6 separate regions of the Mus musculus genome follow, and regions 1, 2, 3, 4 and 6 are each linked to region 5. Evidence: chromatin loops called from intact Hi-C (ENCODE). Cell type or tissue: left cerebral cortex. All regions are shown on one strand. Region 1 holds the start of Ankrd52 (ankyrin repeat domain 52). Region 2 has its middle 11 kb from the start of Esyt1. Region 3 holds the start of Esyt1 (extended synaptotagmin-like protein 1). Region 4 holds the start of Nabp2 (nucleic acid binding protein 2). Region 5 holds the start of Smarcc2 (SWI/SNF related, matrix associated, actin dependent regulator of chromatin, subfamily c, member 2). Region 6 has its middle 5.2 kb from the start of Cs.

The links. A loop is a pair of places that touch in the nucleus more often than their neighbours do. Peaks named below come from ENCODE experiments on the same cell type or tissue, not always from the same donor. Only the 100,000 strongest peaks of a DNase experiment are listed, where the experiment ranks them.
Region 1: a loop joins it to region 5, with 3 times the contacts of the local background. A loop is called at or near these places in 23 of 42 quality-filtered maps.
Region 2: a loop joins it to region 5, with 4 times the contacts of the local background. A loop is called at or near these places in 16 of 42 quality-filtered maps.
Region 3: it touches region 5 in a loop (7-fold over the local background); 16 of 42 quality-filtered maps call a loop at or near these places.
Region 4: a loop joins it to region 5, with 5 times the contacts of the local background. A loop is called at or near these places in 24 of 42 quality-filtered maps.
Region 6: it touches region 5 in a loop (5-fold over the local background); 20 of 42 quality-filtered maps call a loop at or near these places.

Annotation. Positions count from the first base shown.
Region 1 is chr10:128,375,116-128,380,115 of GRCm38, reverse strand. It overlaps Ankrd52 (ankyrin repeat domain 52), which reads right to left and starts at 2,992. Exons shown (of 28, transcript NM_172790.2): 1 at 2,867-2,992; 2 at 2,464-2,547; 3 at 1,950-2,028; 4 at 1,693-1,763; 5 at 535-735. The coding sequence starts at 2,893. In left cerebral cortex, a CTCF peak has its summit at 3,079; DNase peaks (open chromatin) are centred at 1,457, 2,015, 2,371, 3,117 and 1 more place; H3K4me3 peaks cover 2,699 bases; H3K27ac peaks cover 2,388 bases.
Region 2 is chr10:128,534,013-128,539,012 of GRCm38, reverse strand. No RefSeq gene overlaps it. Among named protein-coding and RNA genes, the nearest start is that of Esyt1, 11 kb to the right of the region's middle. In left cerebral cortex, CTCF peaks have their summits at 2,550 (motif pointing right) and 3,361 (motif pointing left); a DNase peak (open chromatin) is centred at 2,561; H3K4me3 peaks cover 363 bases; H3K27ac peaks cover 408 bases.
Region 3 is chr10:128,522,698-128,527,697 of GRCm38, reverse strand. Esyt1 (extended synaptotagmin-like protein 1) reads left to right here and starts at 1,839. Exons shown (of 31, transcript NM_011843.2): 1 at 1,839-2,234; 2 at 4,583-4,624. The coding sequence starts at 1,875. In left cerebral cortex, a CTCF peak has its summit at 1,888 (motif pointing right); DNase peaks (open chromatin) are centred at 1,611, 2,446 and 2,847; H3K4me3 peaks cover 2,469 bases; H3K27ac peaks cover 1,280 bases.
Region 4 is chr10:128,407,485-128,412,484 of GRCm38, reverse strand. It overlaps Nabp2 (nucleic acid binding protein 2), which reads left to right and starts at 2,635. Exons shown (of 7, transcript NM_027257.2): 1 at 2,635-2,749; 2 at 3,137-3,238; 3 at 3,649-3,787; 4 at 3,879-3,950; 5 at 4,088-4,169; 6 at 4,265-4,331. The coding sequence starts at 3,160. Rnf41 (ring finger protein 41) reads right to left here and starts at 869. Exons shown (of 7, transcript NM_001164237.1): 1 at 660-869. In left cerebral cortex, a CTCF peak has its summit at 2,527; DNase peaks (open chromatin) are centred at 877, 2,556, 3,273, 3,469 and 1 more place; H3K4me3 peaks cover 3,255 bases; H3K27ac peaks cover 2,643 bases.
Region 5 is chr10:128,457,003-128,462,002 of GRCm38, reverse strand. Smarcc2 (SWI/SNF related, matrix associated, actin dependent regulator of chromatin, subfamily c, member 2) reads right to left here and starts at 2,688. Exons shown (of 29, transcript NM_001372395.1): 1 at 2,566-2,688; 2 at 532-651. The coding sequence starts at 2,676. It overlaps n-TScga2 (a tRNA gene), which reads left to right and starts at 3,458; the gene lies at 3,458-3,539. Mir8105 (microRNA 8105) reads right to left here and starts at 3,323; the gene lies at 3,235-3,323. In left cerebral cortex, a CTCF peak has its summit at 2,856 (motif pointing left); DNase peaks (open chromatin) are centred at 2,098, 2,862 and 3,467; H3K4me3 peaks cover 2,765 bases; H3K27ac peaks cover 1,902 bases.
Region 6 is chr10:128,329,984-128,334,983 of GRCm38, reverse strand. No RefSeq gene overlaps it. Among named protein-coding and RNA genes, the nearest start is that of Cs, 5.2 kb to the left of the region's middle. In left cerebral cortex, no CTCF peak of the experiment used is centred here; no DNase peak of the experiment used is centred here.

The sequences.
Region 1 (5,000 bases), 82 kb after region 5:
CTATCAGGATTAATTGGGCTACAAAGTAAGTTCAAGGCTATTTAAGGTAAAATGTATACAGGTGAACAGTCTATCGCTTGCCTACCATTGCCAACACTAGAACAAAAGAATTTCAATCTATGGGTTCAAAGTGTAGCTCAGTGACACAGCCTTTACCAAGCACCTGTAACACACTGCTTAAAATAAATATAAAATAAATCAATAAAAACTCAATATAAGCTGTGGATGCTAGCGTACCTTTAACCTGAGCACTCAGAAAGCAGAGGCAGGGGGATCTCAGTGAGTTCAAGTTCAAGGCTGTCTACATAGCAAGCTCCAGGCCAGACAAGCATGCATAGTGAGACTCTATCTCAAAAACAAACATCCCCCCCCCCCCAACAAAACCCTCTGGTTAACACAATCATTCCTCTGGGGCAGGGCCCCAGTATCTAAATAACTATCTGAGCCACTCCTGCCCATTGGGTCTGGAAGCACGTAAGTTATGGGTGAGAAGGAACAGAGAGAAGACTGTGTCTAGACTGCAATGCTCCTCACCTCAAGATGCCCACTGTGTACTGCATGGTGTAGAGCGCTGCGCCCGCTCCTGTCAGCCACATTGAGACTGCTCAACAGGGGTGCCAGAGCCTCTGCACACTTGGTGGCCCGGTTGGCAGCAGCCACATGCAGTGGTGTCTGCCACAGCTTGTCCCGGGCATTCACATCCGCTGAGTGTGCCAACAGCAGCCCCAGCACCTTCTGTGGTGGAGCAAGGGACAAGAGAAGACAGAGGGGAGCAGGAAGTGACATAAGAGGACAGAAGGAAGGGGCTGGTATGGTGACTAGTCATCCATCTTCCTAGCATGGTATCTCTTCCTTTCCTTTACACACCTAGCCTCTCCAGACCTGAGGTTGTTGGAGCTTAAACATCTTTGTTTTGCTGAGGAAAACAGGGATCTCTTCCCCATGCCACTTAGCATCTACCACCCTCCAACTTAGGTCCCCGAAAATCTCCACTCACACCCACCCTGGGCAAATCCACACACCCCAAGCCTAATTCCAGGAAAAACAAATGGCTCCCACTGTATTAATGGCAAAAACATCCTTTCCCTTAGCCCTTCCACAGACACCAAAATCATATAACCCCAATAAACAAGCATAACTGGATCCCCTTCGAAATTCAATGTTCCCGTTAAACATGTCCCACACCATTCCCACTGGCCTTAAGCTCTCTCCCCCTGGGAGCTGGAGCCAAGGAAGTGATGGGAGATCAAAGAGGCCTTCCCTTCCTCTTCAGGGTTGATAACACCATTGTACAGGACTCCATATGAGTTTGGGCCCTTAGGCAGTCAACTTAAATGTTGCTCGAGGGGCAAGGACACAGAATTGCTACTCCCCACCCCATCACAAGGAGAGAAATCTCAGTGCCCAGAGGGGGATCAGACTTAAGGTGGCCCCCAGGGAGGGATGAGTCACTCAGGCCTGGCAGCAGGGCCCCCGCAGTCTGCCAGCCCAGTGTTAAGCTCTCTCCCTGACGTCACATCAGCTGGCAGCACTCAGCCCCCCCCCCCCCAGCCAGTTCTAGGGGCAGGAAGGAGAAGCCAAACTCTGGTCTCCTCCCTGTGTGGGGCAGAAGAGTCTGTAGGGCAGAGAACTGAGTTTCTCTAGCCCTCAGCCCATCCTTTTTGAAAGGGAGAAATGAGGTAGGGTCTGTACCTCGTTTCGGGAGGCAGCGGCACGATGAAGAGGGGTCAGCCACAGTGTGTCCTTAGCGTTGACGTTAGCACCTGTGTGGACACAATTTGCTATTTTGTTGGGATTTGAGGAGGGGGAGGGAAGGAAACCAATAATCAGAGTGGGGAACCTGAACGGACAGAAAGCCATTCTTGTACCAAGCACCAGCAATCAATCCTCGGATCTAAAAAGACTTCTCCCCTCCCTAGATGCCGCACCTCCCAGCTCCCCACTTTCACCTGACATCAGTAGCAACTGGAGGATGGGGACATCGCCTACGTAGGCAGCAGCATGCAATGGGGTTCGCCTCTCTTGGTCCTGGAAAGGCAGAAAAGAGAAGCAGCTGTAGAGAGAAATTATCCTGAACGCCAGTTCTAGTATGAGAACTCCAAGCCCTTCCCTTCCTCTAGGTTCTTCTGCAGGGTCTTAAATCCCAATATCGGGCTTCAAAAGCCAGCATCCTGGGAGGGTGGAGTCAGGGCTACCGACCAAGAAACCTACTCCTTCCCGGAGGGGTGGGGGCGCTGCAGACCCCGATGGTTGAGAAGGGGACAGGGTTTTCTGGGCATCCCCAGAACCCATGATCGGTGCTCCATGCCTGACCAACCTTAAATGCGGAGCAGGCTCCCATTTCTGGGTAGAAAGAGCTGCAGTTTCATCAGAGCAGAGGAGAAACGGAGCCGCCCCACTTGTGGGGAGGGGTCCCGAACCCCTCCGGATTCCGGCTCGCCATCCTCCCTGCTCCCAACTCACCAGTACATTGATGTTCTCCTTCTGCGAGAGGAGGGAACGCACTTCCTCCACATCTCGGCTAAAGATGGCCTGGACCAGGGGCGGCTGCAGGGAGAACCAGCTTTCAGGGAGCGGGCCCGAGCCACGGCGTTACCAGGAGGTGGGGGAGCACACAGGTTGGAGGGGGGCGTCGCTGGAGGGGCTCCGCTACAGGGGTCCTGGCTGCAGCGGATTCCCGCCGTGCCCCCACCGGTCGCCAGGCCCCCAAGGACACCCGCTCCACGGAGTGGAGCACGGCGTGGGGCGCGGCGGGAGCCGCGGGAACCCCGGGCTCGGGCCCAGCCTAGGCCGCACATCCCCGGGCTCGCGTGGCGGCGGTGCCGGGGCCTGGGAAGAGGAAGTGGGGAAGGGTGGGAGGGCTGACCTGGTCCGTGATGCTGAGGATCCCCATGGCCCGGCCCAGGCTCCGTCCGCATCGAGCTCGCGGCAGCGGCGGCAGCGGCGGCGGCGGCTCCACCGGGGACACGGGGCGGCCCAGGCGGCGGCTGCGGCGGCGGCTGCGGGGAGAGGGCGGCCCCGCCTACCGGGGGGCGGGCGAGCGGGAGCCCGCAGCGCTCCCTGGCGGCGAGCCTTGGCCGGGCCTCGGGGTGCTCGCTGTCCGCGCAGGCTGCCCAGGCCTCGGCGCCCTCGCCCCGCGCCAGGACGGCCAGGGCGGCCCGGGCTCCCCCTACCCCGCGCGCGGGTTCCGCAGCTCCGCCAGCGGACCGCGCTGTGCCCTCCGTTGCAGTCGGGCGGCCCGAGGGGTCTCTCGCAGGCCCATGGCACGGAGTCGGGTCTCGCTCCCCCAGTGACTCCCGAGCCCAGGACCAAACAGCGGGCGAGAGCTCACCCAGCCCACAATGCTCCGGTAGAGCGGACGCCTCCGACCGTACTCACACCCCCAAGTACCCCAGAGATAGTGGAAACTCGGAGTGTGGCGACCCGAGACTTATAGATGGCCCCAGAACCAGTCTCCACTGGGTAGAAAGAAAATAGCAAGATTGCTAAGCTGCAGAAAAATCTCAAAAGACTCCTGCTTCAGGAAGCCTCCGTGAAGAGCTGGACACTTGGCAGCTGAAGAAAGGCCTCTAAGCCCAACAGCAACTCCATAATTACCCTGCCAGATTAGGGTAGTAACTGTTTCTCCCGGTAAAAAGGCAGTAGAGAGGAACTCCCCCTCACCCATTGGAGAGGTCAAAAGAGGCAGCCAATCAGGGACAGTTGGCCGAGGGAGAAAGAAAAGTGGAGACTGATAGATGGGTACAATTTATAAAAGATGCTTTAGAGCCAGGTGTGAATCATTTATAAGATTCCTGCGCTCTGGAACCTGAAGCAGGAGGATTGTGTATTCAAGAACTGTCCTGGCTACATCATGAGCCCCAGTTCCTTTGTGTTGCTACGATAACAATGACCAAACCAACTAAAAGAAGGAAAGGGTTTAGTCCATCTTTGAGAAAACTTAGGGCAGAAACTCAGACTTGAACTTGAACGAAGAACCCAGGGAGGAATGAACCCAGGCTCAAGCTTAACCAGATCTCTTATCTAATTTAGGGCCACCTGACTAGGGATGGTACTACCCACAGTGGACCGGGTCTGCCTATATCCATTAGCCAACAAGAAAGTGTTGGGCCTGGGCAGGTGGTTCAGCTAGTTAACGAGCATTGACCACTCTTCCAAAGGGCCCAAGTTTAATCCCCAGCAGCCACTTAGCAACTAATAGCGGATTGTAACTCCAACTGCAGAAATTTTTGGTGGGTAAAACATTCATACGTGAGATTTAAAAAAAAAAAAAGTAGTTTATAAGTTAAATTGAAAAGAAATCACTCTGTCTCAAATCTCACCGCCAAACAACAACAACAACAACAATAATAATATATAATAATAAGGGCTGGAGAGATGGCTCAGCAGGTAAGAGCACTGACACTGACTGCTCTTCCAAAGGTCCTGAGTTCAAATTCCAGCAACCACATGGTGGCTCACAACCATCTGTAGTGAGATCTGACGACCTCTTCTGGTGTGTCTGAAGACAGCTACAGTGTACTTAGAAAAAAAAGAAAAAAAAATATATATAATAATAAATTTGGGAGAGAGGTTGGAAAAATAGCTCAGCAGTTAAAAGTGCTTGTTGTGCTGGGCGTGGTGGCACACGCCTTTAATCCCAACACTTGGGAGGCAGAGGCAGGCGGATTTCTGAGTTCGAGGCCAGCCTGGTCTACAAAGTGAGTTCTAGGACAGCCAGAGCTATACAGAGAAACCCTGTCTCGAAAACCAAAAAACAAAAAACAAAAGACAAAACAACAACAACAACAACAACAACAAAAGTGCTTGCTGTTTATACAGAGGGCCAGAGGTTGGTTCCCTGCTAGGAATACAGACAACTATCTGTAACCCCTGGGTTTTGGAAATCCAATGCCTTTTGGCCTCTCCAGGCACTACGCACACTTGGTGTACTTACACACATGCACGGAAATATTCAAACGCAAGAAATAAAAATAAATGTTTTTAAAATTATTTTTAAT
Region 2 (5,000 bases), 77 kb before region 5:
ACAAACAAACAAACAAAAAACAGACAAGGGGCAAGTGATAGAGACATGCGTAGCCAAAATGGCATTATATAAGAATCGGAGAAGCTGGGGGGAAGAGCAGGCCAGCCTCTGGGCTGGAGAGTTTGAGGTAGGTGTCAGGGTATACCAGCCCAGCCAGGAGGACCCTGTAACAGAAGTCCTTGGGAGGCAGAGGCAGGTGAATTTCTGAGTTCGAGGCCAGCCTGGTCTACAGAGTGAGTTCCAGGACAGCCAGGGCTACACAGAGAAACCCTGTCTCAAAAAAAAAAAAAAAAAAGAAAAAAGAAAAAAAAGTAGTCCTGAGGGAGACTGGTGGTCTGAGTCCCCTTTGCTATGTTAACAGGCATCTCAGTGAGCCCATTTGTCCTGACAATGAGTGCCTGCTGTTCTTGTACAGGAACCAAACTACCACCATCTTCAAGCATTCTCCCAGGGCCTACTCACAGAAGCTCATCACAGCTGGGCCTCCTGACCATTTCCTTCCCTCTTAGAAGGCAGGAAGGTCATGGGACCCTCACCTGAGTATCCAGCCAGTCCTGCCAACCAATGGCATGCAATTCTGCCCTAATTGCCTTGGACTCATGGTTCTTGGGGGAGGGGCTAGAGGATATAAGTGGGAAAGGCTGAGGGGAAGGGACCTTCTCTATGCATCTGGAGAAGCCATCATCCCTCCTGGGTTCAGACCTTCCAGGGTGGCTGCTTTAAGGTCACCTGTGCTCCTGTTTGTAACTCTCACTCGCTGCTCTGTAAGTAAGCCTAAGAGTCTACTGGTTCCCCGGTGAACTTTTGGTGGACTTGTACCTTGGTTTGTCTTTGGAACTTTAGAATGTGTGTCTCCCCCAGAGGAGTTAGTAACACTGTCTTGTACCTTGGTTTGTCTTTGGAACTTTAGAATGTGTGTCTCCCCCAGAGGAGTTAGTAACACTGTCTCTTGCGCTCCTTGGACTCGACCAGCAAGAACTATGCTGCAACAGGATCCTTCTGCACACGTTTATTGGGAGAGCTTGATTGCAGAGGCGAAGAGACCCCAAGCCCAGAACTGGTGCTGCTTATATAGGCCTAGGAGAGGCGTGTCTCACACCCAGATTGGTTATGCACTACGCCTCATTTGCATGTTCCTCATCTGATTGGCTACTCTCTGTACCTCACAGAGCCTCATTATCATACCTCATTTGCATGTCTCACATCTGATTGGTCATACTCTCAAAGCCTCATTATCATGCCCGGGCCAGGGAGTGTCTTTGCAAAAAACTTTACTGCATATGTACACATTGGTTGTTTGTCCAAACTTATGCATGGTGGCCAGCAGTAGTCAGTGCCACTCTGCAACGGCACATGTGGCTTCCCACAACTGTCCACTCAAAGGACCTGAGTTTGGTTCTCTGCACACCCAAGTCAGCAGCTCACAATCACCTGTTATTCTAGCTATGCACATGCACACTCGTGGACAAGCACACACCGCATGCACACTTACTTTTAAAACCATGGTTGAGTGTGGTGGTTCACACCTGTAATTCCTGCACTTGAAAGGCTGAAGCCAGAGGATCAGGAATTCAAAACAGCCTCAGTTACATAGCAGGTTCCAAGGCGCCTTGGGGTACAAGAAAGTCTAGATCACATAAAGACTGAATCTGGAACAGATGCTCACAACTTTAACTCCAGTTCCAGGGGAATGATACCTTCTCCCAGCCTCCTCAGGTACCAGGCATATATATATATATATATATATATATATATATATATATATATATATATACATATACATACAAGTACATTCTGCTAGGTTTCTGCAATTAATAAGCAATGGGGCCAACATTCAATTAGGCAGGCTGATTCTTCTTTTTTTAATTATTTATTTATTTTATGTATATAAGTACACCATTGCTCTCTCTCTCTTTTTAAAAACTTTATTTATTTTATGTATGTGAGTGAATGAAGATACTGTCTCTGTCTTCAGACACACCAGAAGAGGACACCAGATCCCATTACAGGTGGTTGTGAGCCACCATGTGGTTGCTGGGAGTTGAACTCAGGACCTCTGGAAGAGCAGTCAGTGCGCTTAACTGCTGAGCCATCTCTCCAGCCCCACATTGCTCTCTTCAGACACAACAGACAGAGGGTATCAGACCCCATTGCAGATGGTTGTGAGCCACCACGCAGTTGCTGGGAATTGAACTCAGCATCTCTGGAAGAGCAGTCAGTGCGCTTAACCGCTGAACCATCTCTCCAGGCCATGGCAGACTTGATTCTTGACTGTAATAAACCTATATAGAGTCATCCAGGGCAGCAGCACTATCCGACTGACAGTAGCTTTTAAAAATGAGCACAGAAGAACGCTTCATCAAACCTTTGAAAAGGAGTACAGAAGAAAGGTTCATCAAATCCTGTTTCCTCTTCCGTCTTCCAGAGTGTGCTGAGATCAAATACCACCTCCAACCCCGTGCTTCCCGCCGAAGTTTATACACACAACCAGGAAGTGTAGGTACTCAGTTCAAGCCTTGGTCATGAGACGCGGCCTATTACAGTTTATCACCACCAGGTGGCGCTTAAGGCACAAAATTGACAACAGATGGGGCCCCACCCTGTTTGTGCGGTTAAGGCACAGCACCCCGTGGCTCCTGAATCCGATCTGTGACAAAACCGGCCTGAAAAATGTTCTGTGCACCATATAATAATGTCTATGTGAAGGTCTCATGATGTGGTGGGTCGAGGAAGAAAAAGTTAGAAATGCATGTACCTCCGGAGCTCAGCTGGTCTATTCAACAAGAGCCTTTTCTTTTACTGAGGTGTGGTACAAGTTTTGGTGTGTGGGGAGTCCTTCAACTAAGGAAGTTCCTCACATTGCAGTGATGGTAGTCCCAGCAAGCAGATCACCCATCCTCTTCTGTTTCTACTTGCTCACATGTGTGAATGTGGAGAGCCTGGGTAAAAGAGAGAATTGTGCTCAGGAAGTCTAGATCCTGCCAGGCCTGGGGCAGCAGAGAAAGGGAAGTAAAACTTAATATTACTCTTTGATGCAGAATAGATTTTGAGTCTTGTGTTTTTCTGCTTAGCAGGGGAAGTAGGGTTGGTTAGAAGAGAGAGATTAGGTTTGTAGCTGTGCGTCTTAGTTACTGTCCTATTGCTGTGAAGAGACATAATGACCAAGGTAGTTCCTATAAAAGAAAGCATTTAACGGGAAGCTTGCTTACAGTTTTAGAAAGTTTAGCCTGGGCTGGAGAGATGGCTCAGCTGTTAAGAGCACTGACCGCTCTTCCAAAGGTCCTGAGTTCAAATCCCAGCAACCACATGGTGGCTCACAACCATCTGTAATGGGATCTAATGCCCTCTTCTGGTGTGTCTGAAGACAGCTACAGTGTACTAACATATAGACATATATGTAATAAATAAATAAAATCTTTTTAAAAAAAGTTTAGCCCGTCATATCATGGAGGGTTGGCAGCCCTTGAGGCTGGTGCTGGATAAATAGCTAAGAGCTACATCCTTCTGTGTAGGCTTGGCATGGACTTTAGCACTTTCCAAGTGCATCTTCAGTGGCACACTTCCTCTAACAAGGCCACACTTCTTAATCCTTTTCAAGCAGTGCCACTCCCTGGTGACTAAGCATTCAAATCCATGAGCTTATAGGGCCATTCTCATTCAAACAGCACAAGCTGGTGATTTTTATCTGGCTTGGAGCTGTGTTTCCTCAAAATTGCTTTAACCCCCACCCCCACCCCCTGCAGTCCACCGTCTCTCTCCCTCAGCTCAGCCAGGACTTTGGCCCTGGGTCTATTAGGTCTTGGAGGACCAGGAGATGATGGATAACTCTGGAAAGGTCAGGCAGCTCACAGACACTTGTCATCAGGTAACCCAAACTGACCTTGAGTTTCTAATCCTCCCACCCCTACCTCTTGAGTACTGACTGAGATTACAGGTGTATGCCACCACCGCACCTGGTTTTATGTGGTGCTGGGGATGGGACCCACGGCTTTGGGTACGCAGGGGTCTTAGTTTGGGTTTCTATTAATGTGACAAAGTACCATGACCCAAAAGCAAGTTGGGGAAAGGGTTTATTTGGGTTACGTTTCTACACTGTAGTCTATCACTGAAGGAAGTCAGGGCAGGAACTCAAACAGGGCAGGAACCTGGAGGTTGGAGCTGATGCAGAGGCCATGGAGGGATGCTGCTTACTGGTTTGCTCAGCCTGCTTTCTTATTGAATTCAGGACCACAATCCCGAGGATAGCTCTACTCACAATGGGCTAGACCCTCCCCCACTGATCACTAAGTAAGAAAATGTCCTGCAACTGGGTCTTATAGTGGCATTTTCTCAATTGAGGCTCCATCCTCTGATGACTCTAATTTGGGGCAGGTTTGACATAAAACAAGTCAGTTCACCAGGCAAGCACTCCACTCACTCTTCCCTGTCAGTTTGATCAGAGAAGTCATGGACCCATCAGAGTTGGGGCTCCAACCAGCATATGTTCTGCAGAGAGGAGGATCACCACAGAGGGAATGTCCTACTGTCTTCAAGGGAAGCCATGTGGTCAGTGAAAGGACAGGAACCAGAAACACCCAAGACCAAGTTCTCAACACAAAGGAGATTTATTTTTTATTTTGTAAAATATGTTATCTTTTTTTTATTAGATATTTTCTTTACTTACATTTCAAATGCTATCCTGAAAGTTCCCTGTACCCTCACCCTGCCCTGCTCCCCTACCTACCCACCCCCACTTCTTGGCCCTGGCATTCCCCTGTACTGGGGCATATAAAGTTTGCAAGACCAAGGGGCCGCTCTTCTCAATGATGGCCGACTAGACCATCTACAAAGGAGATTTATTTGCCCCAGAGGGACAAAGGACAAAGGACTGTCTCTGGATGGAGAGGAGACAGACATGGCCCGTAGGCAAATGGCAGTTCAGAAAGGGAAAGGGAGAAAGAACCTCATGTTGGGTGAGTTGGTTAATTTTGATCAGAAGTGTTGATATGGGTAGCAAGGGG
Region 3 (5,000 bases), 66 kb before region 5:
AGAGAGACAGAGAGAGACAGAGAGAGAGACAGAGAGAGAGAAAGAGAGAGAGTGTGTGTCTTGCTAGCAGTGAGCTACCATATCTGGATTTTACAGACGGGATGGCAGAGATCTAAACTCAGGTCACTAAGCTTGTGGAGCAAAGGCCTTTTGCTTGTGGTTGCTGGGGAATGAATTTAGGTCGTCATGCTTGGGCTATATAAACAGAGCTGTCTTCCTAGCCTGTTCCTTCCTCCTCCCCTCCTTTCTGTATCCCCCAACCCCTGCCTCCTTTTGTTTTGTTTTATTTTGTTTCTGCTATTTATCTCAGGCTGCCTTAGCCTCCAAAATGCTGGGATTACAGCTATGTACCATCCCGTCTGTCAGAATTCTTCATTTTAGTGTCCTAGATGTTCCCAAGGGTGCTGGCTAGTTTTATATCAACTTGACATAGTCTAGGGTCGTCTGAGAGGAAGGAACGTTGATTGAGACGAAGCCTCCATAAGATCTGTAGGCAAACCTCTATGTAGAACATTTCCTTAATTGATAGGGAAGGGCCCAGCCCATGGTTGGCGGGGGCCATCCCTGGGCTGCTGGTCCTAGGTTCTATAAGAAAGCCGGGGGCTGGTGAGATGGCTCAGTGGGTAAGAGCACCCGACTGCTCTTCCGAAGGTCCGGAGTTCAAATCCCAGCAACCACATGGTGGCTCACAACCATCCGTAACAAGATCTGACTCCCTCTTCTGGGGTGTCTGAAGACAGCTACAGTGTACTTACATATAATAAATAAATCTTAAAGAAAGAAAGAAAGAAAGAAAGAAAGAAAGAAAGCCGGTTTAGCAAGCCAGTGAGCAGCACCCCGTCCCCCGCCCCCCATGGCCTCTGCATCAGCTCTTGCCTCCAGGTTCCAGCCCGGTTTCAGTTCCTGCCTGGACTCCCTTCAATGATGGACTATGATATGGAAGTGTAAGTCAAACAGACCTTTTCCTCCCCGACCTGATTTTGGTCAGCATCAGGAAACTATTGCAAAATGTAATAATTACTGCTGCCGTTGAACACCGCCCCTCCCTGACTATAATCTTAATCGGCCCTCTATGATAGAGATGACTAACTCTGGATTCTAAAAAGAAACAAAATCTCACTTATCTACCGATCTCCTCCCCTCACCCCACTTCTTCAAGACTGGAGTATTAGAACTCTAATGTTCATCACGCCCCAGCTGTCGCTGACTTGTTCCTTTTCACGGACAAGATAGGGGGACTGAGGACAGCACAGACAGGGCCGCTAGACAGGGTCGGTCATCCTAGACTTTCGTTCTAAATCGGTCTAATTTCCCTAACGTTTCGCAAGGGCAGCCAGTAAAAACTCAAAGAATATTCTTAGAGGCAAAAACGAACGTTCTCTGAGTATCAAACGCTGGGAAAGTTGACAAAGAATATTTAAGATTCAGACCAAACCCTGCCAAACCATTTGAACGTGTGGAGAGATACACCCTCAACTCTAGCTCACTCTGAACTCAGTAATTAGAGTAGCGGCTCTGCATGACGTAACTCCACAGGCGCTCCAATCCCACGTGGGAGGAGCAGCTGCTCCCGCCTCTTAAGTGGGACGCTACGCCCCGTTCTCTCCGTGACCAGTCAAATACTGTCTTTTGGTTTCTTTCCCCCCCTTTTCCCGCCATCCAACCCTCCCATCTTGACCCTCTGGTCCAATCACGGAGGCCCTGCCATCCCAAGTCCTCTCTAGCTTCCCAAGTCTACGCGGCGCTGCCCCAACAGGCAGGGGCGGGGCGGGGCTTGAGGTCCCGGGGGGAGCACCATATATTACTGGGGGGGAGCTGGACCAGACACTGAGCTGCCTGCAGCTGCTCGGGCGGGCACTCCCAGAAGCTGCCCCATGGAGCACTCCCCTGAAGAGGGCGCCAGCCCCGAGCCGTCAGGGCAGCCCCCTGCCACGGACTCCACGCGGGACGGGGGCTCCGGGGTCCCACCTGCCGGCCCAGGTGCGGCGAGCGAGGCCCTGGCGGTGCTGACTTCCTTCGGGCGCCGCTTGTTGGTGCTGGTGCCGGTGTACCTGGCAGGGGCAGCGGGTCTTAGCGTAGGTTTCGTGCTTTTCGGCCTCGCCCTGTACTTGGGCTGGCGCCGGGTCCGCGATGGGAAAGAACGGAGCCTGAGGGCAGCGAGGCAGCTGCTGGATGACGAGGAGCGGATCACCGCAGAGACGCTTTATATGAGCCACCGGGAACTACCTGCCTGGGTGAGTTACCACTTCAGCCCTTGGTGCAGTATAGCTCTTCCTAGCCCCTCAACTTGGGGCTCTCCCACCCTACAAAGTCAGCTCCCCCACCTAGGACAGCGGGCCCCCAGACTTTGCATCGTCCCGTTAGCGCTTGTGTGCTGGGACGCACCACTCCTGGACGCGGCCACCCACTCTCCCCGCCCACCCTTGCCGCAGAGCGGATCCTTCCACGGAATCGGGACTTCTTCCTCCGTCTCCTCGGACTACAGCAGTACATCTGAGCTGCCGCTCCCAGCCAAGCGTGTAGAATGCTCGCTCCTCCTGACTTCTGGTGCCACTCGCGCCTTTGCCGCGCTGCCTCTGGGGATCCCTCCACCCCCCACCCCGCGATGGCTCAGAGGTTCCCCCGCCTTTGCTAGCGCTTTCAAGGCTTTTTATCTACTTCAGGGCATTAGGGTTTTCCGTTTCCTGCCTTGTCTCTAGGTACCCGCTGAGACCCAGCCCTGCAAGCATTGTTCCGCTGAGTCCCAGCACCTGGAAATGACCTATCGCGGTCGCCTTCCAGCCTCAAGCCAGCCGGGCTGCTGGGCTAAGGGAGGAGGAGGTTCTGGGAAGAGGGTAGTGCGGCAGCTGTAGTTCCCGCTGCTCCTTTTTACTCGTACCCAGGGCGGCCCCACCCTTTTCCGGACTGTGAGCAGCCTTCGCTCGCTCGTTTGCTCAGCCGACCCAGGCCCTCATTACTATACCCTGTCTCCTGGGCTGAAAAGATGCCTCCCTCTGACCTTGCTAAGCTGAGCGGGTTACCAACCCCTTTGGGGTACCCTCCCTACTCTTCTCACTTAGAGGTGACAGGTAGAGAGAGGCAGACACCAGTCACACTTGCCATTCCCTGGAGAGAAAAGAAGAAGAAACGGTTTCATGTGCCCTAAGTAGCAACTGTTATTGCTACTCTTTATCCTTGGAATTAACCCAACACCTCCCTACCTCCGTGTACAGCACAGGTGTCCTTTCCCACTCAGGAAGAAAGAGAAAGGAGCTAGGGAGGAAAGGAATGAGGGAGAGAGTGCGGAGGCTTGCGCAGGCACTAGCGCACCAGCGCACCAGGCCTAAGACTTCCTGCCAGTCTCTAGGTTATCAGGGTTTGGTTTCTTCTTCACCTTCTTATACTGGAGCCCACGCCCGGTCCCAGGGGAGCAGGGAAGGCTGGACAAAGGAACTAGGACTTCTTCATCCCAGGATTCCCCGGAGTTCTGATTTGACAGGATCTCCTCCTGAAAGAATGTACCCTTCTCTTCAAGACTCCTCCCCCTCCCCCTCCTTGGCCCCAGAAGCTGCCATTTCGCATCTCTGAGCTAGCTGAAGCATCTCTATGTGGCCCCACATCCTACCCACTCCCCTTATTAAAGAAGCCTCAGTGTCCCCAAGTTCTAAGGAAAGAATTCTCCCACCCCCGGGATTGTATGCTTGGATCTGTGTTGAAACTTTTTTCTTACTGGGCGTGGTGACACGCCTTTAATCCTAGCACTTGGGAGGCAGAAGCAGGTGGATTTTTGTGAACTGGAGGACATCTTGGTCTTTATAGTGAGTTCCTGGTCAGCCAGGGCTACATATTGAAACCCTATCTACAAACAAACAGAAAAACAACTTTTTTCCCCCTTTGTTTAACTCATAGTCTCATATAGCCCAGACTGGTTTTGAACTCCCTGCCCTCTTGCATTTACCTTCCAAGTGTTGGCAATATATGTTCGTGTCCCCGTAGCCAGCTAAAACTGTCTCTTAATAAACTCAAACTTTCTTTAAAAAAAAAAGGGGGGGGGGTGTAGAGAGATGGCTCAGTGGTTAAAAGCAATGACTACTCTTCCAGAGGACCTGGGTTCAATTCCTAGCACCCACATGGCAACTCACATTGCCTGTAACTCTAGAATCAAGGGATCTGACACCTTCATACAGACATACATGTAGGCAAGACACCAATGCATATAAGTCATTAAAACAAAAAAAGCGTGCATGTGGGGGAGAGGTAGAAAGATGGATCGCTGGTTAAGGGCACTCACTGACTCTACTCTTCCGGAGGTCCTGGGTTCAGCACCCTCATGGCAGCTCACACTGCGAGATCCAAGGGATCTGATACTTTCACACAGACATACATGCAAGCAAAACACCGATGTACATAAAATAAGTCGTCAGAACAACAACAACAACAACAAAATGTGGTGGGGGAGAGGGAGGGAAGAAACCTTGCCACCCAAGCCCTGGGTGTGAGGAGTCCCTGCCAGATGGACATGCTGCATCCCATGAGCCTCTTAGGAAGTGTGGATGTCAAGTGTGCTCATCACTGCCTCTGCCTTCTGTCTCTTCTCCGCCAGGTCAGCTTCCCAGATGTGGAAAAGGCCGAATGGCTGAACAAGGTGAGGACTGCCTCAGCTTTGATTTTTTTTTTCCCTGGGTGGGGTTTATTCCTCTTTCGATGCCTTTCCACACCTCCGTTTCAGCTAGAGCATGGTCCCCTGAGCTGCCCATGGGGTGAGCCGAAAGGACCGTATCTCCATGTTCAGCTCTGGACACTGAGCCCAGGGCAGCCTCAACTGATCTTCCCACTGTAGCATCGGGCCTCAGAAAGCAGCTGTAGGCTGTCATGCCCAGATAGAACTTGCCTTTAGACCTGTGGCTCTCGGCTTCATGATTCTGGGACCCTTTAATATAGTTCCTCATGTTGTGGTGACCCCAGCCATAAAATTATTTTCACTGCTATTTCATAACTGTAAATTTTCTATTGTAATGTAA
Region 4 (5,000 bases), 50 kb after region 5:
CTCCTGCCCCTACTCCCACCCCCCCTCACTCTCTACCCCACAAATGCCCTGCCTCCTGGACTGGGGTGGGCTTTCCAGTGTATTAAACGAGTGGATGGATCGTGCGTATCAGAGAGCGGGGCTGCAAATCATTCAGGGTCAAAGATGTAAGGAATGTAAGAGTCCTCCACGGAGAGGCGGGAGGGGAGAGAAGCGGCGAAGGAATAAAAGAGAAAGACAAGGCTGCCAAAGACAAGGCATGGGAAAGAAGCCAAGCTATGGCGCTTGGAGGGCGGAGGTTTGGGTTCCGCGGTCCCTGCCAAGGCTAGCCCCCAGAACGTTCCCTTCGCCTCCAGGCCTGTCAATCATTGCCATTTAAACTCCATGTTGTCCCTCAGCCCCAGCAATCAGCTCCTCCCGGGTCCTCAGGCTGGCCCAAGGCCACTCCCGCACTTCCCGAGGCTCTCCCTACTCCAGAGGATCTTCCAAAGCTCCAGAGCCCCCAGCTAGCTCACCTCCCGACTCCTCCCAGCTGAGCTCCCTTCCTCCATTTTCCTCCTCCTCTCCACCCTTCCTCCCTACCCCCAGCACTTCGGACCCAGGCACCAATCCACAGGGACCTCGCCCCCTCTCCCCCCCAACCCCCCAGGGTTAGAAGCTCGCCCAGGCGCATTACGCACCACCCGGAACGCAGCCTGGTTTCTCCGGACGCGGGGCCTGGCTGCAGCTGAGGACACGGCGGCCGCGTAGCACACTGTGTGCCCGGTCTCAGCCTTTCCCCGTAGGGGAAGGGGAAGGTAAGGATGGGGAAGAAGGTTCCGACCACTCCTCGCTGTCTCGGGTTAGCCCTTAGCCACGCCCACTGCTGCTACGCAACGGGGCGGAAGCTCGTCACCAAGCCCCGCCTCTCTATTTAACTCGGCGGCGCCTGGATGCTCCTTGCGAGCGGCCTATGAGAGGCGGGGGCTAGCTGGGCCTCCGCTCTGGGCCGGAAGTTCTTAGGACGGACAGTGTAGCCTTTTGGGAGGGAGGGCTCTATGTGCTTCAGGTGTGAAGCTCCGGGGCGACCCTGGGTGTCCCGCCTTGCAGAGTTACTTGGTGCTGGGTGGTGCACGGCTCGGGTGCCAGACCTGGTGCAGCGCTGGGACGAGGTCGCCGCGGGGCAGCTGGTCTGCAGCGTGGCCTGCTGTCCTCCCAGCCCTTCAGTTTCCAGAGCTGTGGTCAGCATCCCGGAGCCTCCCGACCTGTGACTCACAGTCATGGGGATGGATGCTGCTGTTAACTTAGGAGGCCGCAGGATGGAGAGGGAGGGAGTGTCTCACCGCAAAGCTTTGATCTAGGGTGCTGCAGGGGTCGTCCACCTCCCAGCCACACACTCTTGTAGTATTCCTGATGGCTCTTCAAAAACTCAGACCGCCCGAAACATTAATGGATTTGATTTCCTAAGGCTGCAACACTGTGGTTAGGGGAAATGGGTGGGAGAGAACCCGAGGAGAGTCGTGGTGGAGTTTAAAGCGCTCTGTGTTAGGTAAGCGGGGAAGCAAGACAAGGAATGCAATTACATTACCTCTTAGGCTAATCTGGTGTCAAATAGTATTTGTTGTAGATACTCTCTTTTTTAAAGGGCAATTCACATTAGTACATATGTAACTAGCTTATTCGTGAGAATACAGAGCTAGCTGCTTCCTTTGAAGACAATATGACGAGTACCAGAGGAAACTTAAGCTTCTAGGTGTCTCTGAGATACAATAAAATAAGGAAACAGGAATCGGATGTGCCTTTGTGAACCAAGTCAAACTTGCTTCCCTCCCCTCCCTCTCCCCTAGTCAGGGTTTCTCTTTGTTGCCCTGGCTGTCCTGGAATTCACTATGTAGGATAGGCTGGCCTTAAACTCAAGAGATCCGCCTACCTCTTGCCTCCCCAGTGTCCACCTGGCTTGAGGCTTGCTTTTTATGTTCCGGGTTCAACGTCTTTCAAAGGAGAGTGAATCTGCGTATTATCTTTCTATGGCGAAAATGCTGCTTGTCCCAGAGCCCTGAGCCGAACCGTTCGGTACATTAAAGATGATGTGTAAGCTCCTGCCATGTCCAAGGTACTGGCTTTTAACTAACTTTCCATTTTCATGTGTAAAATGGGCAGTGGTGGCGCACGCCTTTATCCCAGTACTTGGGAGGCAGAGGCAGGTGGATTTTTAAGTTGGAGGCCAGGCTGGTCTACAGAGTGAGTTCCAGGACAGCCAGGGCTACACAGAGAAACCCTGTCTCAAACTCCTTCCCTCCGCCCCCCGCAAAAAAAAAAAAAAGAATTGCCGAGAAAACAAGCAAAGAAACAGACTGGAACTAAAACGTTTTCCTGCTGCATTCCATCGCCCTTGGACCTTTTTTCCACTGTGACACTAGTTGAAGAGAAAATGAAATGTTTAAGAGCCCAAAGTGCATTCTTTGGGAGGAAGGGAGGATTGGTATCTGGGGCGCCCCCTGGTGGTCCATCCATCTTTCCCTCTACGGAACTAATACACTGCAAGGTTCCTTTAAAACCTAAAACTGCCCCCTTCGCGGCAAGTGAATCTCGGAGCCTGATTGGATGGGTGGTGGCCGAAGGTGGGGCGCTTTGGGAGGCAGATCGGACCTTATTGGCTGGAGGAGGTCAGGGGACGTTTCCGGGAATGTAAGCGCTCCGGCGTTCCTCTCCGCAGCATCCGGCGGCAGCCAGCCCCCTGGCTCCCCCTGCGGGTGGCTCGGCGGTGTGCACAGTCCGGCCTGCTGGCTGGGTGGGTGGTGGGCTGCGAGTGGGGGAGGGGATGGACCGAGTTCTGGGTTGTGGGGATGCGGGTTCAGGAAGATCTGCCGAGTGAGATTCTGTTTCCTGGAGCTGCATCGGGTTCCCTCCGAGTCTCCTTCAGCCTCCCGGCTTCGGAGCGTGAGACTGAAAGCATCCTGACATAGGGCCTACCAGCCCCTAAGCATCTTACCCAGAGATCTATAAGTTCTGATCTTGAAGTACGAGGCCCCCAGGGAAGTTCGTTTCTAACCCCCCAGAAGGGTTAGAGGGGGACCGAGGCTGCCAGATTCCAGCCTGCTGTGGTGGGTAGGCCGAGCGGGAGCATGGGGGCAAAGGCTCTGAGCCTTGAACCTTCCTCTCCCATTTCCGCTTCCAGCGGGGTGCCACGGCTCGGGAAGCATGACGACCGAGACCTTCGTGAAGGATATCAAGCCCGGGCTCAAGAATCTGAATCTTATCTTCATTGTACTGGAGACAGGTGGCTATGCATGCGCAGTGGACTCGTGGGAGCAAAGGGGGAGGAGCATGGAGAGTGGGAGCACACGGGACCACCGCTTGCATTCTTAACTTGCCTGGACAAGGAGAAGGCTCCCCCTCCATGCTCATTCTAATCACTTAGAGCGCTGGCAGAGGGAGCTGCTGACAGGTATAAAATAGGTAAAACTAAATGGCCTGATGCCACGCGGGCCTTTATCCCACTCGGGGCTCTCTCCATGGTGCTGGATCTCCACTACCGCCCCATACACCCACCCACGCATAACCCGCCATCAAGGAGGGACGTGGGCTTTGCTTCTGTTCCTTTACCTAACTCAGCCAATACCCGGACTCTCACCATCACCACTATCTGTATGACTTCATTTCCATTCTCATATCTTTCTTCCCTTAAAGGCCGGGTGACCAAGACAAAGGACGGACACGAGGTTCGGACCTGTAAAGTGGCAGACAAAACGGGCAGCATCAACATCTCAGTATGGGACGATGTGGGCAACCTGATCCAACCTGGGGACATTATCCGACTCACCAAAGGGTAAGGCAGGGCTCCTAGTGGCAACAGCGGTAGGGTGTAGTTAAAAGTCCCTACAACTTTTCTGAAGACCGAATCCTGCTTCACCCCACAGGTATGCTTCAGTGTTCAAAGGTTGTCTGACACTGTACACTGGCCGTGGGGGCGATCTGCAGAAGATTGGAGAGTAAGTTGTCTCAGCAGTTGAGATAAGCGCCAGGAACCCAAAGTGGATAAGTTAGGGTTTACAAGGAAGCAACACAGACTGTGCCGTCCACATCTCCTGGCTGGACAGGTCCAAGGCTTCTGCTCCTTTCTTTGCAGATTCTGTATGGTTTATTCCGAAGTCCCTAATTTCAGTGAGCCCAATCCAGAGTATAACACGCAGCAGGCGCCCAACAAATCGGTGAGTCTCTGGGCCTGGCGTTAGAGAAGATGGCAGACCAGGCCTGGCAGCACGATGTTGAGGAGGGTCTGAGTATATCTCATCTGTGCCTGCAGGTGCAGAACAATGACAACAGCCCTACTGCCCCACAAGCGACCACGGGACCCCCTGCTGCCTCTCCAGGTAGGAATCCATTTCTTTCCTTCCACTGGCCCCTTCAAGTCCCCCATTCTGCCCAGCCAGGAAAGATGTGTTTTCCTCATCCCTTTTCCAAGTGTCTCCTCTCTCAGGATGTTCCCCCTCCACCCAGTTCTCCTTCATTTCCTACACCTTCTGCAAGTCTCAGTGGCGAAGAGACTTGAAGACCTGAGCTACTCTCTCCTGTCCAGTCAAGAAACAAAGGAGAGTAGAGTAGTTTCTCCAGGTGTGCCAAACAGGATCACATGGACCACACTTAAAGTATCATTGTAAATTCTTTGTAATATAAATCACTAAGTGATGGGAATACATTCTGAGAAGTAGGTACACACACACACATACACACATACCTCGATTGTGTGGACTACTTGATTCCTAAGCTATGTGGCATAATCTGTATTATATTTTTCTTTTTTTAAGATTTATTTATTTATTTTATGTATGGGGGGGGAGCATACACTGTCGCTCTCTTCAGACACACCGGAAAAGGGAATTGGATCCCATTACAGATGGTTGTGAGCCACCATGTGGTTGCTGGGAACTGAACTCAGGACCTCTGGAAGAGCAGCCAATGCTGTTACCAGTGAGCCATCTCTCTAGCCCCTGTATTTTTCTTTTTAATTTCTTTTCTTTTTCTTATGTTTTTCTTTCTTT
Region 5 (5,000 bases):
TGCTCAGAAGGCATCAGATGCCCTGGAACGGAAGCTAGGGATGTTTGTAAGCTGCTATGTGGGTACTAGGAATTGAACCTAGGTCCTCTGTGAGTGCTCTTAGCCACTGAGCTATCTCTTCAGCCCCCAAGAACAACCATGAAAGAGAGAGAGAAACACTGCAGGACTAAACCTGACATTCTCAGATTACTACGGGTTGTGAAGTTTTTCTAAAATAACAGGAATGATCAACTGGGGGCTAGGTCAAGCTGTAATGCTCTGACTATTGATGGACAAGGAAAAAAAAAAAACTCCCCAAAATTTGAAATTTGAAAAAGATGAGTTTTGCTTTTCTTTTTCGACATGGTACTACACACACACTGTCTTTGAATTGCTATATAGATCAGTCTGGTCTCCAACTTTTGATTCGCCAGTCTCAATCTCCCTAATTCTGGATTACAGGCACGTAGAAAAAAAATTTTTTTAAAGAGCAAAACAAACGAAAAACCTCTTCCCAGTTCGGAGGATTTGTCCCCCTCCCCTTGAACTCACCGGCAGTTTAGTAAGCGGTGCGTTGCTGACATGTTTGCCAAAAACCTCTTCCTGAAACTGGAGCAACTGCACCACCAGGCTGGACAGAGACTTGTTGGTTGGCGGTTCTGCTTGTATGTACTTGGGAAGGAGGGAAGGGAAGAAAAACAGATTCCAGATAAATTCTCTACCACCACCCACGTCTCTCCGTGAGTTCCTGGAAGCACCTGGAACAGACAGAATTGCGCCTTCCCCTCCACAGGTCTAGTTTATATATAGAGGGCTTCAGGAGGGACTGGACCCTATTGCCACCAGCCCAGGTGACCGGGACTGAGGACTGGCAGCGAGTGACGCTTTATACTCTTCCTTGGCTGTACCCTGACGTTGGAATGGCAGGACACCGCTATCTCGGCACCTCACCTCCAACCAACTGTAAAAATTCTGAAGGTTGATGGAGCTCAAGGGAAACAAAAACCCCTTTGAGTCTCTAAGTGATACAACAATGTATTTCTTGGGGGAAACATGATAAAGACTAGGCTTCCGTCCATAATGGTGTGTTAAGAGAGCAAGGGAGTGAGGCAGGACATGCTCACTTAAAAACTAAAGCCTGCACATTTTGCTTCTACTGAAGCCAGGCATGGTTGGCATTGTAGGGTCTCCTCTCTAGCAAGGATCTCAGACCACCCACCCAGCTTGATAAATAAGTAGTAAGACAACCGCCGGGAATCCGTGAACTCAAACACTTCCGTACCATACCTACCTTGCTACCTGGGATCCTACCTTTCTGTTCTGTTCACTGAGCCAGGAAGCTACTTTCTCTTTACCTTTTGACCCTTATTTCCTCTACCCTAATTAGAGTCAGCACCTCTCGGTGGGAGGTATAAAGAGATCCGTGAAGGGAGAAGTAAATGACAAAGAGTTAAGCACTTGAAAGCTGAAGCAGGTCACAGCTGTCAAAGCCTTCGGGGCTTCACACCAAGACCCTAGACCGATCTCCCTTTAAAAGGTCAAAGGCAGAAAACTGGGAACCAGAGCCTCACGCTGAGGGTGCACACAAGTCACAGACCCAACAGCTGTTTGTCAAGAGTCTGACACCCAACAGAGAGACCCCAAATGGTTTCAGGGCTAAACTCAAACCAGAATTAGTGGAGCTTTCTGAAGCTGTCCACTGTACTCTGACAGGCTGGCTGCAAGGCTGGAGTAGCAAGAGTTGGGGGCTGTAAAACAAAGCAAGGGAAAAGAACCCTTAGCCGGGGTTGGTGAGGAAGCAGCCCATATCGAAGACAAAAAAGAAAAACGAAAAAAAGCCCAGACACCATGAAGACACAAGAATAAAAATTGGTTAAAAAAAAAAAAAAAGATAGATAGGGCTTCTTGAACCCTTTTGTTCCCCATCCTTATTTCCAGTTACAGGGTGGGGGTGGGGACTAGCGATATGAAGCTTATCCGAGCCTCTGGACCTCAAACCCAAAGCAATGCCAGGCTGGCTGGCTTGCAGAGGACTTCATTATGAAAGGAGGGTTGGAGGGGCTGCTGCCCTAGACTGCCATGTCCTGTCCCCTGAGAGGTTTGCAGCCCTTTAGAAGGAGACTAGGGTAACCCTGGGAGACAGGTGATTTCCCCAGGTAGAGACGCTTTTCAACGGCCTGCTCCGCGCCCGTCTACCCTCCTGCTCTGCCATCTGTCTCAGGACGTACACAAAGCACCACCGGGGAGGCCTGGGCCGCTCTGGCGTCTGGCTCGGCGCGGGGCTCCGGCGGGGGCCCCGCGGCTCGCACACCGGAGGGGAGGAGGCGCGCGGCGGCACCGGTCAGCCTGGAGGGCGAGGGCTGCCGGGCCCGGGCCGCCGCCCGGAGCCGCCGCCGCCCCCGCCAACGCCGCTGCGCTGCACCGGGGCAGAGGGCACGGTGGGGGAGGGGTGGGGGAGGGGCGCGGGCGGGCGGGCGGGAGGCGCGGGGAGGCCTCGGGGAGGGGCGCGGCGGCCGCCGCAGGGTGGGCCGGCCCCGGGAGCGGCGGCCAGGGGCCCTTTGTCCCCGCGCGGCGCTGCCCGCGTACCTTCTTGTAGTTCTTGCCGAGCCAGAGCCGCACGTTGTCGAACTGGGTCACGGTGTCCGCGGCCTCGTAGTACTTCACGTTGGGGCCGCCGTCCTTCTTCCGCACCGCCATCTTCTCGGGCTCGGGCCCCGCCGCCGCCCGCCCCGCTCAGCTCAGCTCCCGCCTCCTCCTCCGCCCGCCTCCCGCCGCCTCCCGCCGCCACGACCGCCGCCTCCCGCCGCCTGGGCCCCGGCCGGCGGAGCGCCCCCTGCCGGCGGCCCTGCGTAGCGGTGGCGGGCGAGCCCGAGCGCGCTCGGCGGACACCCCGGCAGCAGCGGCGGTGGGAGGCGGGCGAGCCCGAGCGCGCTCGGCGGACTTCCCCGCAGCGGCAGCCCGGCTGCTTCCCCGGGTCTCGCAGGACGCGGCTGTAGGACAGCGGAGCCCTCCCCGACTTGGTCTCGCAGCGGCAGTGGGGCTTACTGTTCCACTCCACGGGGAAGCCGGGAGCCCCGGGTCTGCAGCTCCGCCCCGTAACCCCGAGTGGCCCCCGGCACGTACGTTCCCGTGGAACTCTTTCGCTCCAATAAGTTCCTTCCAACCATTCCTGTTTCAACCCACGAGTGTCCCTGACGCTCCTCGTCCCGGTGCACCCAGCACCCCTGGTGCTACCCGGGGGGGTCAGGTGAGGGGTCTCCTCCCTCTGATCTTCGGGTCTCGCCAGTCGCCTCCGCTTTAGGAGTCGGCTGGCGAGCCCCGATTCTTCGACCCAGGTTCAAGCATTGTGGCGCGAAGGTGCGAGGGAGGGAGCGGCTCTGGGTACGAGCCTCGGGCCGCGACCCTGCACCGGTCCGCTCGCACCCAGTCACCCGTGCGGACCCTTTCTGTAAGCGCGCGGCCAACCATAGTTTTGGGAGTCACGGTGGCCGAGTGGTTAAGGCGTTGGACTCGAAATCCAATGGGGTTTCCCCGCACAGGTTCGAATCCTGTTCGTGACGGCAGTTTTTCGTATTTTTTTTCCCCCCTCCTATTAACCAGTAGTTGAGTGGTTGAAAGTGAAAAGGCAGCACTACTCCTTTAGGTTAGACCAGGGTGACATACAAACCAAATTGGGCATCGCTGTATTCGCTGTTAGGATACCAGGCACTTTGAGATATTTTTGAGAATTCTGTAACATTTCATAACAATGAAGAGTAGTCGTTTTGTTTGGGAAAGCTAGTCAAACCTAAGATTTCTAAACAGGGCATCTTTGGAGTTTGTGACCAAAAGTGGAGCCTTGAAGTCTGGTGACTGGAGACACAGAAACAAGCGTTTCTCATTTGGATTTTTCTTTTTAATTTAGACAGGGACTCATGTGCACAGGCTGCCCTTGAACTTGCCTTGCAGCCAAGAATGACTTTAAATTTCTGATCCTCCTGCCTCTACCTCTCAAGTACTAGGAGTTACAGGTGTGCCTGAGCATGCCAGGATCCTTTGCGGCTCGGAACTGAATCCAGGGGTTCAATTTGTTCGATAGGTAAGCATTCTGTTTCGCTACATTCCCTAGCCCTCATTTGAGTTTTCCTGAGATAACCTCAGGTATCACGGGACTAGGAGGAGGCCTACGTTGAGGATTTGTTGGGCACCAGAGGCTGGTTAAAATCTGTGTATATTAACCAAGCAAGGGAATTCCTTTCTCAGGCTCTAACCCTCTCATGTTACCCAGTTCTTTTTATATTTCATTTCTTGCATAGCAAAACCTTCTCCAGGAAAGGATCTCTGAGAATTCATGGAGCTCCTGGTTTTGGTTTTTGGTTTGTTTTTGGGTTTTGTTTTTTGTTTTGGTTGGTTGGTTTTTTGTTTTGTTTTGTTTTTTGAGACAGGGTTTCTCTGTATAGCTCTGGCCGTCCTGGAACTCACTTTGGAGACCAGGCTGGCCTCGAACTCAGAAATCCGCCGGCCTCTGCCTCCCAAGTGCTGGGATTAAAGGCATGCACCACCACCACCCGGCTCTGGTTTTGGTTTTGGTTTTGGTTTATTTTTACCTTATTTCCCACCTTCATATGACTGCTTATGGCTTCTTGAGAGTCCTTCCTACCCTCTGTGCAGCCACCATCACTAAGGAATCCTCTGCATTCCCCAAGCTATTCCTCTTTAAGGTGCTTGATCACTGTCACGCCAGCTGGAACCTGTCACCCTTCCATGACCATTCAGTGAGTTTCCTGCAAGGAGTCCTCTTGTTTGTCTGCTGTCTTAGTTAGGGTTTCACTGCTGTGAACATCCACTGTGACCAAGGCAACTCTTCTATGGACGACATTTCATTGGGGCTGGCTTACAGGTTCAGAGGTTCAGTCCATTATCATCAAGGTGGGAACATGGCAGCATCTGGGCAGGCATGGTGCAGAAGGAGCTGAGAGTTCTACATCTTCATCTGAGGACTGCTAGCAGAATACTGGCTTCCAAGCAGCTAGGATGAGGGT
Region 6 (5,000 bases), 130 kb after region 5:
AATCACTGTCTGCAGTCTCCTGGAGACATCAGCACAATGTGTTGCTATAAAGGTACTTTAAAAGATAAGAACTATGCAGTTTCGCCCATCTGTAAAACCTTTGCACATCCATAACTGACGTAAGGAACTGGAGACACCCACCCTAGAACATATACAGATAAGGAAGAGAGAGACAGAGACAGAGACAGAGAGAGAGAGAGGGAGAGAGAGAGAGAGAACGGTGTAGCAGCTGAAATGACTTTGGTGAACAAGATAGCAGAGCTCATGAATACTAGGAGAGCATTAAACACGTGAACTACAACCTCAACCCTAAAATATTTTGAAGAAACAGGGTCTTAAACTATTGCCCAGGCTGACTTCAAATTCCTAAACTCAAGCAATCCTTCTGCCTCATCCTTTCGAAAAACTCAGGCAACAGGCATGTACTACTGCACCCAGCTCTAAATCAGGCTGCTTCTTTTAGACAATTCAGCCCTGACTATCCTCTTTCCTAACCCTCAAAATGGGAGTCTGATGAGAAACAGTCTGGAAAAGGGGACCAGAGGACGCAATGCTTCTACACTGGTGATTGTTAGAACCCTGCACTCGCACATCCAAGCTCCCAGGGGGGTTTGCAAACACATCTTAGAAATACTACTTTATACAACTACTAGAGAATACATGCAGACTGTACTTCCTAAAGTGAGGTGTAGCAGACAGATCACTGGCTAAGATGATCATAGATGGATTCTCGGTTCCTTGTTGACTAGCAAGACCACTTAACCTCTCTGAACTTGCTTCTTTATCTATAAAATAGAATAATGAGACCAGGTATGGAAAATGCTTTGAATCTCAGTATTCTTGAGGCAGGGGCATGTCAATCTCTGAATTCAAGACCAGCCTTGTAAACCAAGCAAGTTCTAGGACAGCCAGAGAAACCCTGTGTCACAAAAAGGGGTGGGGGTGGGGGGCTGAAGAGATGTCTCAGCACTAGCTGTTTTTCCAAAGGACCTGGGTTCAATTCCTAGCATCCACATGGCACCTTACAACTGTCTCTAACTTCAGTTCCAGGAGATATGGCACCTTTACAAAGACATATATGTAAGCAAAATACCAATACACATAAAAAAATAAACTAACTTTAAAACATTTTTAAAGTAGAAATAAAACAAAGAATAATTTATCTCTGGGTGTGGGGGTACATGCTTGTAACTAGCAGTGCAGCTGAAGCAGGAGGATTGTGGGAAGTCAGCCAGAGGTACTAAGCAAGACCCTATCTCAAAAGTCAAAGCCAGGGCAGCCAAGTTGGCTCAGCTGGTAAGAGCACTGACTGGTCTTCTGAAGGTCCTGAGTTCAATTCCCAGCAACCACATGGTGGCTCACAACCACCTGTAATGAGATCTGACACCCTCTTCTGGTGCATCTGAAGTCAGCTACAGTGTACTTATAATCATAAATAAATCTTTGGGCCAGAGAGTGGGGCCAATCAGAGCAAGCAAAGGTTCTAAAAATTCAATTCCCAACAACCACATGAAGGCTCACAACCATCTGTATAGCTACAGTGTGTTCACATACATAAAATAAATAAATAAAAATCTTAAAAAAAAAAAAAAAGCCAAAACCAAAGCTGGGTGTGGTGACACACAGGCCAATCTGATCTACAGAGTGAGTTCCAGGACAGCCAGAGCTACACAGAGAAACCCTGTCTCAAAAAAAACCAACCAACCAACAAGTCAAAACCCAGCAATAATGAGATCTGGTTCAGTCAGCTAGGACTACATGGTGAGATCCTGACACAAAATAAGAAAGAGAAATAAAATCCATCAAAGGAATAACATCTATTTCAGTGTTTTCTTTCCATTATTGAGAATGGAATTCAGAGCCTTGCGTGTGCTAGGTAAGTTCTTTAGCACTGAGCGGCTGTAAAATAGCAATAACATCTCTCTTTTTAAAGAGTTACAAAGAGGGCTTGGAGAGATGGCTCAGTGGGTAAGAGCACTGACTGCTCTTCCAGAGGTCCTGAGTTCAATTCCCAGCAACTACATCATGGTGGCTCACAACCATCTGTAGTGGGATTTGATGACCTTTTCTGGTGTGTCTGAAGATAGCAACAATGTACTCATGTACATAAAATAAATAAATAAATCTTTAGGAAAAAAAAAAAAGAAAAAGTTACAAAGAGCAGGAGAAATGACTCAGCAGTTAAGATCTCTTGCAGGGCTGGAGAGATGGCTCAGCGGTTAAGAGCACTGACTGCTCTTCTGAGGTCCAGAGTTCAAATCCCAGCAACCACATGGTGGCTCACAACCATCTGTAACAAGATCTGACGCCCTCTTCTGGAGTGTCTGGGGACAGCTACAGTGTACTTACATATAAATAAATAAATCTTTAAAAAAAAAAAAAAAAAAAAAGATCTCTTGCAGCTCTTACAGAGGACCTGGGTCCCATTTTCTTTTTCTTTTTTTTTTTTTTTTAAGATTTATTTATTTATTATATGTAAGTACACTGTAGCTGTCTTCAGATACTCCAGAAGAGGAAGTCAGATCTCGTTATGGATGGTTGTGAGCCACCATGTGGTTGCTGGGATTTGAACTCTGGACCTTCAGAAGAGCAGTCGGGTGCTCTAACCCACTGAGCCATCTCACCAGCCCCTGGGTCCCATTTTCAGCACCCACATCTAATGGCTCACAATCGCCTGTAACTCCAACTAGGAAATCTGATTCCCTCTTCTAGCCCCTGTGTGCATCACATCGGCATATATATGTTCATGTAAAAAACACTCACATATATGTATAAAATTTTAAAGAAATGTAGCATGGTGGCACACACCTTTAATCCCAGAACTCAGAAGACAGAGGCAGGTGGTTGTTGGTAAATTCAAGGCCACGGAGACCAGGGCTGCCAGGACTATACAGTGAAACGCTGCCTCAAAAAGCAAGCAAACAACAGAAAAATAAATGAGGGGCTGAAGAGATGACTCAGCAGTTAAGACTATGTACTGCTCTTTCAAGAACCCAAGTCTGATTTCTAGAACTACACCAAGAGGTTCACAACCACCTATAACTCCAACTCCACGGGGCTCTGCCACTTCTATGGACACCCGTGCTCAGGTGCACATACTCACACAGAAACACAGAAACTAAAAACATTATTTTTTAATATAAAATCAGAGTCGCAAAAGTCAAGTGAAATCACGCTGTTCATGGTGGTATATATTTGTGATTTCATCATTTAGGAAGTTGAAGCAGAAAGTCCTCGAGTTAAACATCAGCTTGGGAGTCACAGAATCCAGAAGAGCTGGCACTATGTAGACACACTGTATCAGCCTCAGTGTAGAGCAAGACCTTGCCTCAAACAAACAAAAATCATAGTAAAGAATTTTGTGTCTGCTCTTTCTCAACAGCAAAGAGTTCTAAGCTGGGCATACATAGCTTAACGGTAGAACGCTTGCTTAGCATGGGCAAAGCTGTGGGCTTGACCTCTTTAAAACATTGTCAGTTGGGCATGGTGGCTCACATCTTTGATCCCAGCACTTGGGAGGCAGAGGCTGGTGGACCTTCGAGTTTGAGGCCAGCTTGGTCTACAGAGTGAGTTCCAGGACAGCCATGGCTGTACAAAGAAACTCTATTTAAAAAAAAAAAAGATATTACAGGTTGATTTTGAATTTGAGACCTTCCTGCCTCCGCTGTCCCATGTGATTCAATAACAAAATCTAGTAGGCTTTTGTTTCATTGCATAGGTTGGTTTCCAACTCATCATTTCAAGTATCCTCCTAGCTCTCCTCTAGCTTAGCTAGAACTACCTGCATGTGACACTGGGTGATACTGCTGGTCTGCATTTTCTTTCTAAAAAACGTTTGTTTGTTTATGTGAGCCACATGAGTGTCCATTGCCCACGCAAGTTAGAAGAAAGTGTCAGATCCTCTGAAACTGGAGTTACAGACAGCTGTGAGCCACCATGTGGGTGCGGGGGGCCAACCCCAGGGCCTCTGCAAGAGCAAATGTTCTAAACCAAGGGTCCATCACTCCTGCCAGGACTACTTTTTCATGTAATAAAGTTTCCTGGTTGCATCCGGACTGTTATGGAAATGTTTGCTGAAACTTTACAACGTTAATGATAAATAAATAAGAAGGCATCCAATGCTTAAACTAGAACTTGATTTGCAAAGTTAGGAATATAGGCTCTGCCAGGCATGGTGGTGCACCCTTGTAGTCCCAGCACTTGGGGGGCAGAGTCAGACAAATCTCCCAGTTTGAAATTAGCCTAGTCTACGGAGTGAATTCCAGAAGAGCAGAAAACTAGTCTTTAAAAATAAAAAGGAAGAGGCTGGAGAGATGACTCAGCAGTTAAGAGCACTGACTGTTCTTCCAGAGGTCCAGAGATCAATTCCCAGCAACCACATGGTGGCTCACAGCCATCTATAATGGGATCCGAAGCCCTCTTCTGATGTGTCTGAAGACAGCTAGTGTACTTAAAATAAATAAATAAATATTTCCAAAAAAAAAAAAAAAAAAAAACAGTTAAGAGCACCAGCTGATCTTCCAAAGGACCCAGGTTCAATTCCCAGCCCCATATAACAGATCACAACCGCCTGTAACTCAAGTTCCACAAGATCCAACACCCTCACACAGACAAACAGGAAGACCAAACACCAATGCAAATGAAATTTTTAAAAAAAAATCAATAAAAAAGAAAAAAAGGACATGCACATGAAACACACACACACTGAAAACTCAGCTCTGTCCCCATAGTCATGTCTGTGAAAGCCTGGGTAACTGGTGCCTGTCTATCCTGCCGTTTTGTGCTGTTACTAATGTTACAAGGAAACTTTGTCATATGCCATTACTGGGAAACTCTCTCATGCCTCAGTTGGTTGCATCTTCGGTTATGTTCTGTGCTTTGGTGTTCTTGGAAACCAATTGTTGGAGTCTGGGAATCGCTGCTCAAATCACCCTAACACAGATCTCAGTCAAATAGGGATGGCTTATTGAATGCCATACGCCAGGATGGATGGATGCATC